Linked DNA regions of Homo sapiens: region 1 is linked to region 2. Evidence: read pairs that join two places in POLR2A ChIA-PET (ENCODE). Cell type or tissue: A673. All regions are shown on one strand. Links, peaks and the distances in the headings refer to the core of each region. The heading gives the core; the rest is flanking DNA. Region 1 has its middle 340 kb from the start of ADAMTS6. Region 2 has its middle 280 kb from the start of CWC27.

Evidence for each region. ChIA-PET counts read pairs that join two places held together with the same protein. Peaks named below come from ENCODE experiments on the same cell type or tissue, not always from the same donor. Only the 100,000 strongest peaks of a DNase experiment are listed, where the experiment ranks them.
Region 1: POLR2A ChIA-PET joins it to region 2 with 6 read pairs; 2 of 35 experiments call an interaction of 5 or more read pairs at or near these places.

Annotation. Positions count from the first base shown.
Region 1 is chr5:65,139,568-65,144,951 of GRCh38, reverse strand. No RefSeq gene overlaps it. Among named protein-coding and RNA genes, the nearest start is that of ADAMTS6, 340 kb to the left of the region's middle. In A673, for the core only: no CTCF peak of the experiment used is centred there; DNase peaks (open chromatin) are centred at 2,141 and 3,191.
Region 2 is chr5:65,045,000-65,050,383 of GRCh38, reverse strand. No RefSeq gene overlaps it. Among named protein-coding and RNA genes, the nearest start is that of CWC27, 280 kb to the right of the region's middle. In A673, for the core only: no CTCF peak of the experiment used is centred there; no DNase peak of the experiment used is centred there.

The DNA of each region.
Region 1 (5,384 bases), core at 113-5,112, 95 kb before region 2:
AGGAGTCAGGGAACAGGGAGCTTTGGGTTCCCGTCTTGGTAGCTGGTGGTATTGACTATGGGAATCTCAGTGTGTGATAACAGAATTACAAGTGGGGACCTAAAGTGGTTTCTAAGAGTTAATGGCAAGAGGAGGAAAAGGAAGGTCAGAAACATTCTAGGATGGAAGATGTCTCAATGGCAGTTAGCAACCAAACACAGCGTAGGGAGCTCTCATCTCCCCTGAAATACCTTGTCGTAAATCATGCAGCCTATCCCTGCCTGATAGTCTAATGCACCATTTCCAGACGTGCCAGACAGATGGCCTAGTTGACCTATTTCAACATAACTGGAACAGAATGATTTCCATGTTGGCTCTAGGATACATTATAAGGAAGAAAGGTGAGTTTCTTTCTGTTTCAATCACAGCAAGACCATCAGGGCTTGAAAAGTTGGGCCATCAGGTTGCCGCCAGCAAGCACATTCTTTGACCTTCTGTGGTGGGTCCACAGAGTGGAACCAGGTGTTCTTTCAGCCCATGCCAGAATGTATTGGCCGCCCAACTGGCTGCCTGCCTCCACCCCACCAACGGGGCTTTGGCTGGCCCTCTACCAAACAGCTGTTTGGGGAGACACAGGTGGCCACCCACGCTTGTGCCCAGGCCAGCAGCTGCGTTGGCCTGATTCATCCTGGCAAGATGGACCCTCCTGTGCCTCTGCCTCTGTGCCCCAACTTCTCCCTGAGCCAGGTCACTCAGGGACTAGGGAGAAGGAAAGCCAAAGGGTAGATACACTGTGTATTAAATGCACTCATAAACCTGTTTCGTGGCCCAGAGGCAATAAACAAGAGAATACTTCTTTCAATATCATCAATTTTGGTATTTTATTTTTACTCATTCAAATTAATGTTATGTAAATGAATAGAACTTTAGTTCCTGTTTCTTGTTTGTATTATTGTTAGAATAAAAATCTTCTCCTGTTGCTATGTATCTATAATAAATATGAAGGTAAAAAAGGATTACATCCCAACTTCAGCAAAATGCTATCTGGGAGACCATGCTAGGTGCCCAGATAATAACAACCACAGGAGCATGATTGGATATACTGAAAAAGCACCCACAGAAGTGGCTAAAATATAATATGAGCTGAATGAAAGAGGGTAGCAACATCCATGTTATCACAGCCAGGCTAATTGCAATAAGAAATAATTCTATTCATGAAGTTTAGAATAGGAAAAAAGCAAAACTGAGAAATTAAATATTTTATTTTGAGATTTAAAAGAGACTCTATGTTGAAACTATGAAATAAGATAATAAGCTGCGGGCACATCTAGCTTGAGGAGTATCTCAGTGTAGGTAGGGCCAGGACCCCACCTGATGCGCTTAGGGTCCAGGTCCCCACCAATGTGGAAAGCTCCTGCTAGAGGGAAGTAGTAGGGGGACCAACTGTTTCATTTTATCTCACATTTAAATACAATTACAGAAATAATTGTACAAACTATCCTGTACTGGCCTCTAAAATCAACACATTAGAACTCCACTTTCCAAATGAATGTTGTCTCCTTCCATGTAGCAACTGGAGATCACTCCGTACTCATTCTAAGAGTAAAATCATCATTCAAGAAAGTTTTAAAATTGCTTTTTAGACTGTCTCCCAGGGTAGGATAAATTTGATTTTCACAAAAGCCCAAACTCTTTCAAAATAAAATCTGGTAAGTAATTTGCATATAATCATTATGGCCCCAAATGTGTCTTACAAACTGACCCAAGGTAATACCATGAAAGGTATTCCAAATATGCTTTGAATAAGTGACCTTTAAAGGATTTTGTTCATTTGGATAAAAAAAAAAAAATCCTGGTGTTTTTGTCTAAAAATTATTAGGATGTCTTCATTATTCTACTTAAAATTCATATAATACAACATTTCATTAAATGTACTGTTATTTCCAATTCTAAAGTTAGCTGGAACCTGAACCACCTAAATGGCATATCTCTCTGTCAGGGTAAAGAAAGATCTCTGACATTCTTTGAGGACTGAGTAACCCTTAAAGCCAGGAAAACAAACCACTTCTCCAGAAACTGGAAATGAGCAAACAGCTATCCTTACAGGATTCTCTTTCTTAGAGTCCCTAGAGTACAAAGTCTCCTTCCCAAGGGACTAATTAAGGGAAGTCTGTCAGCAACTTTAATGAGGCCACTGTGGAGCATGCAAGCCCCCGAGTCTGCTTCCTGACTACAGAGTCGGGGAGATGGGACCATACCGATGTGCCCTTTTCACACTACTGTGTGTTTGCTCAAGTTCTGTAGCTTGAATCATTTCCCATTTACTTACATGAGAATTCCAAAATGAGCCTGTCTTTTGACTGATCCTTAATTGACTGTGTGCACCAACTGACATTCCAGCATTGAGTGTCTTCTCCCTCAGCCTGCTTTCCTTCCAGAGTTTTCAAGGAAGTTGTTAATGATATGTAAACAAATACTTAAACCTATGGGGAGAATACTATTATTTTAAGGAATTCCAAGAGTGACTCTTTTGGAGAGGATAATTACTCCTTTATTTAACTTTGAAGTTTGAGTTCCCATCATGAGTTTTTTAAAAAAAATTTTATATATATATGTATATCTCAAGACACAAACATTTTTCCCTAACATTTCTGCGGAAACTTGCCTTAAAGTCCACAATCCTTATATCTTCTTCTCCCGGAAAGAACCTTTTTAATGCACAGCCCCTCTAAACAGCTTTTAAAGGCTCCATGGGTGGCCAGGAATTCCTATTTGCCAAATTTAGCAATGACAGCTATGGTTATGGACACTGTTGGAGTTGATTGTCCCTAAATCAAGATGAAAACTTAACCTTAAAAGTAATGTTTAAATTTCTCCCCCTCAGAGAAAATATTTGCAAACTATGCATCTGACAAAGGTCCAATATCCAGAATCCAGAAGGAACTTAAATAATTCAACAAGCATAAAACAAATAGCCCCATTAGAAAGTGGGCAAAGAACATGAACAGATACTTTTCAAAATAAGGCAGACAAATGGCCAACGACCATATGAAAACAAGATCAACATCACTGATTATTAAAGAAATGCAAATCAGAACTACAATGAGATACCATCTCATAGCAGTCAGAATGGCTATTGTTAAAAAAATAAATAAAAATAGCAGGTGTTTGTGAGGCTGCAGAGAAAAGGGAACATTATACACTGCTGGTGGGAGGGTAAATTAGTTCAGCCACTGTGGAAAGCAATTTGGAGATTTGTCAAGGAACTAAAAATAGAACTACCATTCAACCCAGCAATCCCATTACTGGGTATGTACCCAAAGGAATATAAATCATTCTGCCAAAAGACATATGCACTCATATGTTCATTGCAGTACTATTCACAATAGCAAAGACTTGGAATCAGCCCAGGTGCCCATCAATAGTGGACTGGATAAAGAAAATGTGGTATTAATACATAAAAACTGGGGAGGTGAAAAATCTCCAGAATGAAGACTACAAAATACTGCTCAAAGAAATCAGTGATGACACAAACAAATGGAAAAACACTTCATGCTCATGTATACAAAGAATATCATTAAGATGGCCATGCTGCCCAAAGCAATGTATAGATTCAACGCTATTCCTATCAAACTACCCACGATATTCTTCACAGAACTAGAAAAAAACTATTTTAAAATGCGTATGTTTAAAATAGTTAAAAAAAAAACTATTTTAAAATTCAAAAAAGAGCCCAATAGCCAAGGCAATCCTAAGCAAAAAGAACAAAACTGGAGGCATCACACTACCCAACTTCAAACAATACTACAAGGCTACAGTAACCAAACAGCATGGTACTGGTACAAAAACAGACACATAGACCAATGGAACAGAATAAAGAGCCCAGAAATAAGGCCACACCCCTACACGCATCTGATCTTCAACAAAGCTGACAAAAACAAACAACGGGGAAAGGATTCCCTATTCAATAAATGGTGCTGGGAGAACTGGCTAGCCATATGCAGAAGATCAAAACTGGACCCCTTCCTTACACCATACACAAAAATGAACTCAAGATGGATTAAAGACTTAAATGTAAAACCCACAACTATAAAAACCCTAGAAGGCAATCTAGGCAATACCATTCTGAACGTAGCAATGGGCAGATGCCAGAAGCAATTGCAACTAAAGCAAAAATTGACAAATGAGATCTAATTAAACTAAAGAGCTTCTGCACAGCAAAAGAAACTATCAACAGAATAAATAACCTACAGAATGGGAGAAAATATTTGCAAAATTTGCATCTGACAAAGGTCTAATATCCAGCATCTATAAGGAACTTAAACAAATTTACAAGAAAAAACAAATAACCCGATCAAAAAGTAGGCAAAGGACATGATCCTCCAGACACTTTTCAGAAGAAGACATACATGCAGCCAACAAGCATATGAAAAAAAGCTCAATATTCCTGATTATTAGAGAAATGCAAATCCAAACCACAATGAGATACTATCTCACACCAGTTAGAACAGCTATTATTAAAAAATCAAAACATAACAGATGCTGGCAAGTTTATGAAGAAAAAGGAATGCTTATACACTGTTGGTGACAGTGTAACTTAGTTCAATCATTGTGGAAAGCAGTGTGGCGACTCCTCAAGGACCTAAAAACAGAAATACCATTTGATCCAGCACTCCCGTTACTGGGTATACACCCAAAGGAATATCAATCATTCTCCCACAAAGACACATGCACGCATATGTTCATTGCAGGACTATTCACAATAGCAAAGACATGGAATCAAACTAAATGCCCAACAATGATAGACTGGATAAAGGAAATGTAGTACATATAGGCCGGGTGTGGTGGCTCACACCTGTAATCCCAGCACTTTGGGAGGCCTAGGTGGGTGGATCACCTGAGGTCAGGAGTTCAAGACCAGCCTGACCAACATGGAGAAACCTCGTCTCTACTAAAAATACAAAGTTAGCTGGGCGTGGTGGCGCATGCCTGTAATCCCAGCTACTCGGGAGGCTGAGGCAGGAGAATCCTTGAACCCAGGAGGTGGAGGTTGCGGTTAGCCGAGATCGTGCTATTTCTCTCCAGCCTGGGTAACAAGAGCAAAACTCTGTCTCAAAAAAAAAAGAAAAAGAAAATGTGGCACATATACACCATGGAGTACTATGCAGCCATAAAAAAACAAGATCATGTCCTTTGTAGGAACATGGATGGAGCTAGAGGCCATCATCCTTAGCAAACTAATGCAGGAACCAAAAACCAAATACCACATGTTCTCACTCTTAAGTGGGAGCTAAATGATGAGAACACATGGACACACAGAGGAAAACAAAACACAGTGGAGCCTACTGAAGGGTGGAGGAAGGGAGGAAGGAGAGGATCAGGAAAAATAACTAATGGGTACTGGG
Region 2 (5,384 bases), core at 313-5,312:
GAGCACCTTGGTCTTAGATTTCCCTGCCTCCAAAACTGTGAGAAACACATTTCTGCTGTTCATAAACCACTCAGCCTATAGCATTTTGTTATAGCAGCCTGAGTGGACTAAGACAGAAACCTGAGACAGATCCTCCCATCATACCTTCAGAGGGAGTGTGGCCCTGCTCACACCTTGATCTGAGACTTCCTGAACTGAGAGACCATAAATTTCTGTTGCTTAAGACACCCAGTTTGTGGCACTTTATTTTGGCAACCCTCAGAAACTGATACAAATGGGCAAAGACACAGAAAAAATACGACTTCCTGCCCCCAAGGAGCTTACTGTTTCCTAAGGCCTGGAAAGAAACAGCTGTATGTCAAACAGAATGAAATAAGTAAAATAACAAAAAGTAAAGGAAGCACTCTGGCTGTGCAGGCTAGAGAATTCATAATTCTCACTATAGAGTATAATATGACACTTTACAATTATTGATTTTTCTTTCACATATTCATTTATTCACAGGGGACTGTAGAATGTATTGGTTAAGTGGTTAAGAATACATTGGCTTTGAAGTCAAATAAATCCAAGTTCAAATTTTAGCTCAGTTGGTTTCTAGTCATGTGATACCAGGAATGTTATATATTTTCATTAGGGCTCATTTTCTCCATTTATAAGATGAGGATAATCATTCCTATCTTGCGGAATCATTATATGCATTAAGTAACATAATGTGTTGGAATATATAGTCATATATATACATATATAGCTTAATACAGTTCATAACACATAATAAGTATTCCATAAATGGAGCTGCTGCTGCCAGGAGCAGCAGCATCACTATTCATCCAATACAAGGTGATTGTGTCTGCCTTTGAGCCAGATGCCGTGCTCAGGATACAAAAACAAGGCAATGGGCCAGGTTCAATGGCTCACACCTGTAATCCCAGGAGTTTGGGAGGCCGAGGTGTGCAGATCACTTGAGGTCAGGAGTTGGAGACCAGCCTGGCCAACATGGCAAAACCCATCTCTACTAAGAATATAAAATATTAGCTGGACATGGTGGCACACGCCTGTAATCCCAGCTACTCAGGAGGCTGAGGCAGGAGAATCTCTTGAACCCGGGAGGTGGAGGTTGCAGTGAGCTGAGATCATGCCACTGCACTCCAGGCTGGGTGACAGAGTGAGACTCCATCTCAAAACAAAATAAAAAACAAACAAACCATCAAAAAAACAAGGCAATGGTTTTTGCCTCCACAGAGCTTACAGTCTAGTTCCTTCCTGTACTGAAGACAGATGTGGAAGCTAACCATTATTTTAAAAATAGAATACATACAGAGAGAAGTGTCAACCTAGTTGGAGGTTTCACATCTTGAGTGAAGGATTAGGGTAGATGCAGAGAAGAGGTGATGCTTGAGATGAGTTTTGAAGGCTGAGTAAGAGTTTGTTGAGGAAAGGGCCATTCCAAGGAGCAGGAAGGAGTATGAACAAGGGAACAGAAGCCAGAGAGTGTGGGCAACACTTGCAGAGGGCAAATAATTTGGTGCAGCAGAAGCACAGGATCGTGAGAGAGGAGAGGATCCTGGAAAGATGGGCCAGGGTCACATTGTAAGAAGCTTTATATGCCAATTTGAGTAAGTTTGACTTCATCTATTGGCAATGAAGAGCTTTTAAGGGACTTTTGTTTTACAATAATGTGTGGTAAGGAAGGGAGTGACATGGTAAGATTTGCTTTTGGACATACTGCTCTAGCATTGGTGTGGAGGGGAGAAAAGAGGCAGAGGAACCAGATAGGAGGTGGTCACCACATTAGTCAAGATGACAAACTATAAAGACTAGAACTGAGTCAGTGGTGGGGGCATGGGTGGACTTGGTAAATAGAAGATAGTGTCAGTTGACATCTGTGATGCTTTGTAACTGCTGGGTATTTCTTGAACACCCTTTCTATCATTAGGGAATTTCCCAATTACAGTCCGTCCTCCTCAAGGAAGAAGTGAGAAACTCATTTTCTCACCCCTGGCAGGAGGGTGCAAGTGTGTGACCTGAGCTCTGCCCATCAGACACCATCAGGACTTTGATTTGGAAGAGAAGGATGTGAAGAAGATATTGCATGGAATTCATTCTGAACAAGGATGGTAGTGAGACACTACCATCCTTGTGAGTGTGAGTTTTGAGGCACAATAGTCTTAGCAGTCACTTTTCACCCCAGAGTTGGCATGCAGTCTGTGGCAGCAGCAGGATTTCTGCTGGATAGCCTGGCAGGGTGACTTCGGCATTGTTCCTCTCTGGAAAGTATCCAAGTCAGGCCCTTGGACTTTCCTGAAGATTCTACATGCTACCTAATAAATTAATACATTTCTTTTTTTTTCTTAAGTTAGCTAGAATGACTTTTGTTTTCTGCAACTTAGAACATGATCTGATACAAGTAGAAATGATGGCATTTGGAGATAAACTGGGAGTAAGGAAGAGGGTGAAATTTAGAACATCCATATCTTTCTCAGGTACCTAGGTGCATGATAGCGCTGCTAAGTAAGCTTGGGAATGAGTGGGAAAGAGCAGCTTAGGAGAGAGAATGGGAGCAGCTTAGGGGAGAGCGTGGGAAAACTCAGTTTTCGAAATACTGAGTTTGAATTTCTTTGGGAACATATGAGTCAAAGGTGGTGAAAAATACGAACCTTGATATCTGCAAGGAGGGCTAAAATCAGATTTTGGACTTGTCAGAATATATTTACCTATTAATTAACATTAATTGAGTACTTATAATGGTCCAGACACTGAGGAAACAACAGTAAGACAAGATCCCTGCTTACATAAAACTTACGATCTAATGGGATAAATCAGAAATAAGTAAACAATTTAAAAGAATGATCTGGAGAGTGATAAGTGCTACCAAACAAACAAGCGGAGCCGAATAAAGAGATAAAGGGTGATGGTTAAAACAGCTGTTTTAGAAAGAGTGTCCATGGGAATCCCTCTCTGAGGAGGTGACATTTAAACAGAATTAGGGAGTGAGCCCTGCCAAGTTTTGAGGACATGGGAAAACATTCTAAGCAAAGGGAACAGCAAATGCAAAGAGAAAAATAAGCTGAGGGTGTTTAAGGAAGAGCAAGAAGGCTAATGTGGCCAGAGTGGAGTAAGAGGATAGTGGTAGAAGATAATCTTGGAGAAGTGGGCAGGGACCGGATGACACAGAGTCTATATAGTTGATTAGCATGAGAAATTTTCATTTCATTCTAAGTGTCGTAAGAAGCCATAAGGGGGCTCTGAGCAGGAACAGAAATGAGGTGACTTATTCTTTTAACTCTCACAGCTGCCTTGTGGTGTCTTTGGGGGTCGCAAGAGTGGAAGAAGGTAGATCAGTCAGGAAGCTAGTACCTTAATCTGGGCAGAAGATGATGGTGGCTTAGACTCAGAAGGTGATGAAAACAGTGGTGTGGTGAGAAATCATTGAATGCCAAATATCTTTAGAAGGTGCAACCAACAGGATTGCCAATGGAATTACTGTGAGTGTTAGAAAGAGAGAAATCTAGGATGACTCCCAAGTTTTGGCCTAAGAACTAGGTGACCAGTGGTGTGATTTAATGAGGTGGGTGAGGGCAGGACTGGGGCTTGGTAGTGGAAATCAAATATTTTGGCTTGAATATTAATTGAAAATGACTATGAGACACCAAAATTGAAAAGCTAGGACTAGAGTTATCAATTTGGAAATCATTAATTCAGAAACAGTATTCAGACACAGAACCAGGTGAGGTCACTGGAGGACAGGATGGGAACACCTGTCCACAGGACTGGATGAAGTCTCCAGACAGTAAATGTGGATAGAGAAGAAGACTTAGGACTGAGACTTTTGGTCATGCCCATGGGTAGCATTTGAATAGATGAGAGGGAACTAATTTCTATTAATGAATAAAAGAATACCAAGTCTCCTGGTATTCTTTTACTCATTGATAAAAACTAGCTCTTTCTGTGGAGACTGTGGTGTTTCACGAGTCAAAAAAAAAAAGTAGTTTCAAAACAGAAGGAGTAACCAATCATTTCTTTTTTTTTTTTGAGGCGGAATCTCACTCTGTCACCCAGGCTGGAGTGCAGTGGTGCGATCTCAGCTCACTGCAACCTCTACCCTCCGAGTTCAAGCGATTCTCCTGCCTCAGCCTCCCAAGTAGCTGGATTACAGGTGCCTGCCACTGCACCAGGTTAATTTTTTGTATTTTTAGTAGAGATGGGGTTTTACCATCTTGGCCAGGCTGATCTTGAACTCCTGACCTCGTGATCCACCTGCCTCGGCCTGCCAAAGTGCTAGGAGTACAGGCATGAGCCACCGCGCCCAGCCAGGAGTAACCAATCATTTCTTATCTTGCTAAGAGATTGAGTAAAGAAAGATTCTAAGAACTGACCACTGGAACGTGGAGGTTGCTGCTGGGACCTTGACAAGTGCAGTTTAGATGGCGTGGTAGGGATGACAGACTAATTAGAGTGGTTTCAAGAATGAGTAGAGCCGGGTGTGGTGGCTCGCTCCTGTAATCCCAGCACTTTGGGAGGCCAAGGCGGGTGGATCACGAGGTCAGGAGTTCAAGACCAGCCTGGCCAACATGGTGAAACCCCATCTCTACTCAAAATACAAAAATTAGCCAGGTGTGGTCGTGGGCACCTGTAATCCCAGCTACTCGGGAGGCTGAACCAAGACAGTGGCTTGAACCCGGGAAGTGGAGGTTGCAGTGAGCTGAGATCATGCCACTGCACTCCAGCCTGGGCAACGGAGCGAGACTCCATCTCAAAAAAAAAAGTGAGTAGAAAGTATAAGAGTGGGGTTGGTGAGAACAGAGCTTTAACAAGAGGCAGTGCAATGGGTGGAGACAAATGGTGAAGGCAGTATCTGAAATAGGGAGCACAGTTGAGATTGCCCAGAGAAAATGTGTAGATTGCAATGAGAAGAGAGTTGGAGATAGAACCTTAGGAAACATCAAGAAATGGAGACAATTTCCTCAGAAGATAGATTGAGATAGGAGAAGCAGGAAAGTACCACGGCCCAGAAACCAAGAGAGGAGAGGTTGTAAGGAGGAGGTGGTGAGCAAAGTCATACGTTGCAGGTAGCCCAGATAAAAAGGACTTCTGGAGTTAGCTGTTAAGAAGTTCTTGGTGATCTTAACAGAGGTAATTTCAATGGTGGCAAAGGTAGAGGCCAGGGTGTGTTCTATGGGGAAGGAACAGAGGTGAGGAAAGGAAAGAATAAACTCAGGCCACTATTTGAGAAGGAAGAAGAGAAAACTGCTATAAGGAGCCACAGTTGAGGTAAATTTTATTTTTCAGGAAGAGGTATTTCAGCATAAACATATGTGAGAGGAAGGAGCAGATGGAAGTGCAGGAGTAAAGGGTGATGGTGGATGGAAGAGGGAGGGTTTAGAGCA